Regions from separate parts of the Homo sapiens genome. Here all the other regions are linked to region 3. A link is a contact called in ENCODE Hi-C data. All regions are on one chromosome and are shown on one strand. The core of a region is the stretch at or near the end of the contact, and the rest is flanking DNA. Distances in the headings are between cores, read along the strand shown.

What was found. A loop is a pair of places that touch in the nucleus more often than their neighbours do. Pooled maps may share reads with other maps.
Region 1: a pooled map shows a loop between it and region 3 (12-fold over the local background). The contact joins the promoter of TOR1AIP2 here to the promoter of NPL in region 3. A Hi-C loop is called at or near these places in 6 of 50 pooled maps.
Region 2: a map of CD8-positive, alpha-beta T cell shows a loop between it and region 3 (14-fold over the local background). The contact joins the promoter of XPR1 here to the promoter of NPL in region 3. A Hi-C loop is called at or near these places in 2 of 168 maps with a recorded cell type or tissue (CD8-positive, alpha-beta T cell and naive thymus-derived CD4-positive, alpha-beta T cell) and 7 of 50 pooled maps.

Annotation. Positions count from the first base shown.
Region 1 is chr1:179,876,448-179,879,147 of GRCh38, forward strand. It overlaps TOR1AIP2 (torsin 1A interacting protein 2), which reads right to left and starts at 1,356. Exons shown (of 7, transcript NM_001199260.2): 1 at 1,246-1,356; 2 at 792-926. RefSeq lists an enhancer at 1,331-1,690.
Region 2 is chr1:180,630,583-180,633,282 of GRCh38, forward strand. It overlaps XPR1 (xenotropic and polytropic retrovirus receptor 1), which reads left to right and starts at 1,440. Exons shown (of 15, transcript NM_004736.4): 1 at 1,440-1,688. The coding sequence starts at 1,620. RefSeq lists enhancers at 1,304-1,804, 1,805-2,305 and a silencer at 1,800-2,179.
Region 3 is chr1:182,788,390-182,791,089 of GRCh38, forward strand. NPL (N-acetylneuraminate pyruvate lyase) reads left to right here and starts at 1,384. Exons shown (of 13, transcript NM_030769.3): 1 at 1,384-1,416. RefSeq lists an enhancer at 1,037-1,537.

The sequences.
Region 1 (2,700 bases), core at 106-2,605, 2.9 Mb before region 3:
ATCAAGTTGTGGACTGCACGTTCAGCATAATAAACATTACTGAAGACAGGCACTCAGTTTTCATAACAAATGTTAGTTTTTCAAACTATTCTAATCCACACAAAGTCTTCCAAAAACATCTGTAGTTACTCTACCATGAAGTTCCTTTTTTTATTAAATGTTTCCACTGGCCTTTTATATCCTCATCTTGTGCTCAAAAAAAAAAGCTCAAAAAACATGGATAACTGCCACAGCTTAAAACAAAGAAAGGATCTCTCATACAGATCCAAAATAAAATGTGTTAAAACCTAAAGACAGGTAAAACAAAGCCAGTATGTTTAATCTATGTAACTCATTTCTGGATCTGTGTAACAGTATAAAGTCTGATAATTAAGCATTACTCATAAAGTAGAGAGTACTATGAAATTTGTTAAAAGAAGGAAAAGGCACAAACTTTTTCATCAGGTATTAAATACAATTGGGAGAATGGTACATATATAATATGTAAGCAAAATGGTAGGAGGTCTTACTAAAACTTCAACTTTGCCCTTTTTAGCACCAATTTTTTTTTTTTTTAAGTATTATCTTTTCAGGATTAAGATTATGAATGTCGAGAACCTAGGCATGTTGGGAATGGAGTAATCGCCGCCTACACTAGTAGGCAAATTTCCCACTCACATTTCGAACCCTAAAATAATTCGGCTTCTCACCTTAAAGTCTAAACCCAAAAATTTACTCACATCTTAACCCATTTAATATTTATAAGATTCAGTTTCTTTTTATCCCAAAACAAAAATATACCCCCAACCTACCTCGTTTACTGTTTGAGTGAGGCCAGGCGTGGTGGCTCACGCCTGTAATCCCAGCACTTTGGGAGGCTGAGGTGGGAGAATCGCTTGAAGCCAGGAGTTCGAGACCAACCTGGGCAATACAGTGAGACCCTGTCGCTATAAAAATAAAAAATAAAGTAATTAGTAGGGCATGGTGGTGCGGGCCTGTAGTTCCAGCTACTTGGGAGGCTGAGGCGGGAGGATCCCTTGAGCCCAGAAGTATGAGGCTGTGGTGAGCTATGATCACGCCACTGTACTCTAGCCTCGGTGACAGGGCAAGTACCTGTCTCAAAAACAATAAAAATAAAAATACCATTTGTGCGGTACGAAGGTGGGGGTGGGGAGGGACCGTTTCTGAAAGTCCTTTTCAAAAATTCAAGATATCAGTTTCAATACTAAAACATGGAAAAGCTGCATAGTCATTTTGTTTACTTACAAATTCTGGCGAAGTTTTAAATCGTAAAACTGTTAGTATCAGGAGAGCCCTTCGAGTATTCTCTCCGCTCCACACCGCTCGGCTGCACCCAGCGGCCGCCGCGGCCCGAATGTCGTCCAGGGTCCCCGCCCATATGACAAACACTTTCCGCCGGAAGGCGCCCGTGGAATCCTGGGACTAGTAGTCTCCGTGCCCTGCCTTCTGCCTTCTCCATCCTTCACCCTCTACTGCCAGGTCGTCTGACCCAGCGACAGGCGCGGTAAATGCGCGACCAAACCGCAGAGGTCCCATGCAATCTCATGCTGACAGGATTACAGGCATCTCTGTAAGACGTCGACCACCCTGACCTGAAATTCATAGACTGAAGAAACTCATAGGACCAACACAGTGAGCAGCAGTACCAAATGATAATGGCAAGCACCATGTCCTGGAACACACCCTCTGTGCCATTAAGAGGAGCATGTAATCCAATGAGTTGCCTAATCTAAACCTCAGTTTGCTCGTGTGTCAAATGGGGACAACGTTACTTACCTCATAAGTTTGTTATTAGTAGATTAGATGACGTATGCAGCATTTCTGTTAAATGACAGTAGTGACAAAAAATAGCTGTTTTGATCTACTAATTTTATAAATGTGAAAATTAAGAGATGGCGAGCAATTTACCCAAGAACATACAATTTGTTGGGGGAAAAATGAAGTAAGTCTAAAATTCCTGTTCTTGACCTACAGCAATTCAGGACAAATCTAACCAAATTTCAAGAAGAAATCTATTCATGTAAAACTCCCTTCCCCTTTCCTCTTTTTTTTCCCATAACAGTCCTGACCAACACACTATTTTACTTATTTTGATTTTTGCCCGACTCCTCCCATAGAATATAATCTCCAAGAAGGCAGGAAACATTTTTTGTCTTTTAGTCTATTTTGTTCACTGCTGTATCCCCAGCACAGAGAACAGGGACTGCCTACTACACAGTAGCTCAAGTATTTATTGAATTAATAATTCCTCATTTAATGTGATTTTTGGTGCCTTCACTTCTCAATCACCCTCTCTTGGCAGAAGTGACAGGATTTGGTAACACTCTTGGATGGTGTTTAATAATTAACTGCAAGTCCTAATTCAACAAAAAGAATACTATATTCCATTCACTTTATTGTGTTTAATTAATTTCAGTATAACATTTCCAGGAATTTTCATTTGTATTGTCATTAAAATATTTTTCTATCATTTGTAAGACTGGGGAATAAATGGAGCCAGCTACTATGTCTTTAATTAACTTCCTCCTGTTTAATATTTTAATCATCTTTTCCTTATTAAAATTGTTTGCCTACTTCATTTGTACTACTAAGTCACAACGGATAGATTTATCTCTTTAAATAAATGAACTTCTGCTTACCCTAAAGCAAAAAGTTCCTGTACAAAAAATTTATTGTTCTAAAATGTTTCATTTAAAATAA
Region 2 (2,700 bases), core at 190-2,689, 2.2 Mb before region 3:
ATACAGAAAAAGCCAGAAAGACTCATAGTCTATGCCTATTTTCCATCTTGTGTCATCCCTCTCCTGGGGAAATGATTGCAGAATCCCTATTGGCATGAATTAAGGGGAAGAGAAAGGGGAAAAAAGTACATGGAGAAAAAAAGACAACAGCAGAGAATGATATCTCAGAGCACTGCTCCAGGCATAGCAGTTCCCTAGTAAATCTTGAAATCTCATCAAAATTGTGAGGGTTAGGCTGAGCAAGGTGGCTCATGCCTGTAATTCCAGCACTTTAGGAGGCCTAGGTGGGAGGACTGTTTTAGCTCAGGAGCTCAAGACCAGCCTGGGCAACATAGCAAGACCCACATCTCTCCCAAAAATAAACAAAAAAATTAGTTTGGCATAATGGCATGTGCCTGTAGTCCCAGCTACTCAGGGGGCTGAGGTGGGAGGATGGCTCACAAACCTATGTGAGGTAAGGCTGCAGTGAACCATGATGGTGTGACTGCACTCCAGCCTGGGCAACAAAGCGAGACCAAAAAAAAAAATGTTAGAATCAAGGGACAAAGTACATGTAAGAGGTTTAGAATAGCACTTGGTACAGGAACAGTGAGTGCTCAATAAATTATTATTAGGTCTCCTCCACCCAGGGTAGGACCTGGGTTTCTGTCCTGAATTGGGACTTCCAAGACAATCACTCCCACACTCAATGTAGTACAGAGCTCTGTGAGTGATCTCTGCCCATGTTCCCCAGGGACACTTCAGCCTGGGTGCTGGGCCTGTTTCCGGTTTTACTGGGGTGGGCTTAGAGCTGTACTTCTACGGGGTTCTCTTTCCTCTCAACGTTGGTTTCCCTCCCAACCCTCACCCCCAACCCCAGGAAGCTCAGTTTACAAGTGCGGTCGGTACCCTCATTTGGTGTTTTTATTGGCTTTTCTGATAGCCCCTGGACTAGACAATTACATTGAAATTCAGAAGCAGCATGCACTTTTTGGCATTGATGTCTTTAATTAAATTCAATAAGCACTTATTGAGCACCTAGAGTGTGTAAAATACTGTTCCTTTAAATACATTTAGTCCTGAACTGTTTTAGCTTCTTAGTTTGGATTAGTGCTGATCCATTTCTTAAAGGTTTTATGAAGCATAAATATCAAAATGGAAAAATATTTGCACAGTTCTTTGTAAATATAAACGTCTTGTGTGGATTATTGTTGCTACAGTATTAATATTAACTGCAGTAACAACACTGCTGCTTCCCAGACAGGCGGTAGAAAGCAGCTGTAGGCCAACAGGAGCCAGACTGAAGAGATCCAGGGAGGTGCCTCCAGCACGTACGGCCCACAAGGGGCGGAGTCTTAAGAAGCGTACCCAAGCCCCACCCCTTACAGCACCCCCTTCGTCAGGGCGGTGTAGGCGGTTACCATGGCGATGACGTCCAGAGGGCGGGGAGGGGCGGGGCTATGGAGAGGAGGAGGAAGATGGCGGGCGGGCTGCTCTGAAGAGACCTCGGCGGCGGCGGAGGAGGAGAGAAGCGCAGCGCCGCGCCGCGCCGGGGCCCATGTGGGGAGGAGTCGGAGTCGCTGTTGCCGCCGCCGCCTGTAGCTGCTGGACCCGAGTGGGAGTGAGGGGGAAACGGCAGGATGAAGTTCGCCGAGCACCTCTCCGCGCACATCACTCCCGAGTGGAGGAAGCAATACATCCAGTATGAGGTACCGGCACGGCTGGGGTGTGGGAGGACTCGGAGGGGCCACCATCTCGCCAGTCCTGACGTCCACCGCCGCCTTCCGCTTCAGCTGGCTCCCTGTGCCCGGGCAGACTTTGACCCGCTGCCGCGGGGAGCCACTGCGGCATCCCCGCCGCGGCCGGCCGCCTCCCGGCTCCGCTGTCCTTCCCCTCCCCCGCAGCCCCGCTGCCGCCGGGGTAACGGATATGCAGGCGGAGGGCCGGGAGGAAAGGCGCTGCCCGGGCCGGGGCCGGGGCCGGGGAACGGTGGGAGGGTGAGCTGCAGGTGGGGGAGTCACGGTGCGAGGGCAGCCCCGGGTCGCGGCTGTTCCGCGCTAATCCCCTTCTCCCCACTCGCCCTGACCTCTCGTCCCCACCCTGGGCGAGCGCCCCCTCGCCAAGGTTAGGTCTTGTTTCTCTCTCTACACCTCTCACCAAGGAATCCTTGTCTTCCAAGAGAAGCCCCTCCAGTGATTTCCTTCATTCCAAAGAGCCCTTCGGCTTTTTCCCACTTGCCCACTGTTGACAAAGGCTTTGTAACGGGGTTGAAACTTGACTTAAGTGTGTATCACATATGTAGTGGTTATAGTTTTTGTAAACACGTTGTAATCAACTATTCTGCTTTGATAATAAGACTCTTTTTACTGATTGCATGAAGTCTACAGAGTAATAACATCTTTGTTTTTGCCTCTTGTTTTGGAATGGAGGGAAGAGAAAGGAGAGAAGAGAATTATTAACATTTTTTTATTTTCTGCTAAGTTTTTGCTAGCTGGGGAGAAAATTAGTATATTGTAAACAATATACCTTACCTGTGTATTACAGAAATCATGCTCCCCATTCCCTCCCAATTTCTGTGCTAACACTGCTGGAAGGTATTTAATAGATAATAAGGAACCTTACATTAATAAAGGGAAAAATAAAGATAATGAACCCATTTATATGTTCAGAAGACAAGATACCTAAGAGGCTTTAAGCATTGCAATAGGTTATTCTCAGTAG
Region 3 (2,700 bases), core at 134-2,633:
TACCTTTTGGGTACTGACATACTTAATTTTGCACTTATTAAACTGTGACTTTCCAAAAAAAAAAAAAACTTTCATTGTACCATTAGGATATAATATTCTTGTTAATATTACAAAAACCAAACCAAAACAAAAACCATGCTGCAGCCTTAGGAGAACTTGCTTCATGTAACTAAGGGTTTTTCTTTTTCTTTTCTTTTTGTATTTTTTTTTCCTGTAGGATAACATAGTGTTAAAAGCACAAGCTTCTGGACTACTTGAAATCAAACCACAGCTTAACCAGCTCTATGGCTTTTGGCAAATTACTTCAACTCTTTAAACCTGTTTCTGATCTGTAAAATGGAATGATCCTTGCTCATCTGTAATATATACATTTATAAAACAGGACCCACCAATGGGATTATTTTATGAATTAAATGTTAAAACAGCTAGAACGGTGCAGGCTGAGTAAGCACTGAACACAGTACTTATTAGCTATTATCTCTGGTGCTCTGTGCAACGAAAGAACTATTAGAATACATTTAAAAGCACTTTGCAAACTAGAAAGCCCTTTGAACAATTTAGTTTCTCTAAATGTAATAATAAGCATCAGCCATCGCCTTTTATGGAAAATTGAGGTGGAATCACATCAGCAAGAGAAAACTGAGGACTTGTCTCTGGCTCTGTTCCTGATTTATTCACACAGTACATGATCCTAGAATAAGACTCCTGATACTCCTGAAAGTAGAGGCGGTTGGGTTAAAAATAATTTTCCCTTTCAAAACTCTTTCAAATGTTCTCCAAAAGAAGCCAGGAAAGCTCCCGTATGAGTAGATAATTCACTTTAAAATTCGCTCATCTCTCTTTAACACGAGAGTCTGCAGGGCTGGTGCAGCGGCGTCAACCCGAAGAGACCTGAACGCCGATGGGCAGTTGGGATTCTCCGTACGCCTCGGAAACAGCAGCCCAAACCTCACAACGCAGAACCACGAGATAGTGGGGATTGCAGAGCCCTGCGCAAGAGAAGGAAAATTAAGACGCAGCGGAGCCCAGGAGGTGCCCGCACGCGGGAAGGACTGGCGTGCAGACGAGGCAGGGGGAGGTTTGCACTCGGCGTGGCGCGGGTGAGCCGCGTGCTCTCGGGCACCCGGCCGCCAGTTCGGATGCTTCCGATCCTCGGGGAGCCGGGGCGCTGCGCCGGAGTCACTTCAGCCCATGTTGTTCAGGTGACACCCGGGGAAGAGCAGACTCCAGTGTGCAAAACGTTTCGGGGTTTCCGGGCCAGCGGTTCCGGGCGCGCCTCGCGGGCGGCGGCGCAGAACTACAACCCCCAGGCTCCCTGGCGTGGCGGCACGTGGGCCCGAGCCGGGCGGCCGCGGATATAAAGCGCGGCGGCGGCTGCCGGGCGGAGCGGCTGCACGGACAAGAGCGGAGGCCTGGGTGAGCGCGGCCCGCGACGGCACGGGCTAGGACAGACGGACGCAGACGGCCCGACGACCTGGGCGTTCGGGCGGAGGGGCGCTGGGGCCTGACTCGCGGGTGGGTGAGACGTTGACGGACCCGGAGGAAAGAGGGAAGGCAGATACGCTGGGAAACGGATCTGGGGAAGGTGTGAATGCGAAAAGTGTAGGGACAGACGGGGGCAGAAGAACTTACTCCCCCGGATTGTTTGCAGACAGCATATCTGCCGGGTCTCCAAAGGTCCTTTCCTCAAAATAGAGTTAGCAATTGAGCAGAAGAGAGCTTAAAGTTAAACCTGATACATCCCCCCTTCACTTGAGGAGAAATTGGTGGTTTTCTGCTTTTTTAAAAATCCCTATTTGTATCTCCTCTTCTCCGAGTACCTGTCCCTCAAGATATTCTCTGCCCAGAGGTACATTCTGCCCTCACTTTCTGTCTCTTAAAAAAACAACTTTGCCATTTAAAAAAGAATTTGACTTAGGCAGCTTTAATTCTTTGCACTGAGTGTTCTTATCTGTGGATGGAGGTATAAGATTTCAAGAGTAATACCCCCTCCCAATGTTTCAGTAATAATCTAAATTCACATTAAGCCTTAGGCTGGAGAACATTTGAGCTATTCGCTTTAGCTACGAGCTCTGAAAACTTCAAAGCATAACATTCCCAAGTTTATCTAAAACTTGAATCTTAAAAATAATGATAATTATCTGTTATGCTTCAAAGCATAACATTCCCAAGTTTATTAAAAACTTGAATCTTAAAAATACTGATCATTCTCTGTTAAAGTCTTTTGTTGTTGTTGTTGTTGTTGTTGTTGTTGTTGTTGTTGTTGTTTTTGAGACGGAGTCTCGCTCTTGTCGCCCAGGCCGGACTGCAGTGGCGCTATCTCGGCTCACTGCAAGCTCCACCTCCCAGGTTCACGCCATTCTCCTGCCTCAGCCTCCCGAGTAGCTGGGACTACAGGCTCCCGCCACCACGCCCGGCTAATTTTGTATTTTTAGTAGAGACGGGGTTTGGCCATGTTGGCCAGGCTGGTCTCGAACTCCTGACCTCAGGTGATCCGCCCACCTCGGCCTCCCAAAGTGCTGGGATTACAGGCTTGAGCCACCGCGCCCGGCCAAAGTCGTTTTTATCCCATTTCTTCCTGTAGGCGTTTCAAAGTTTGCAAAGGCAGCAAACTTTTACGTAGTGTAGTTATCTGTGCAAAGAAATTTTCCAAGCTGCCATTGCCCCCAGATGGCAGACAGTCTAGGAGAGGAGCCAAAA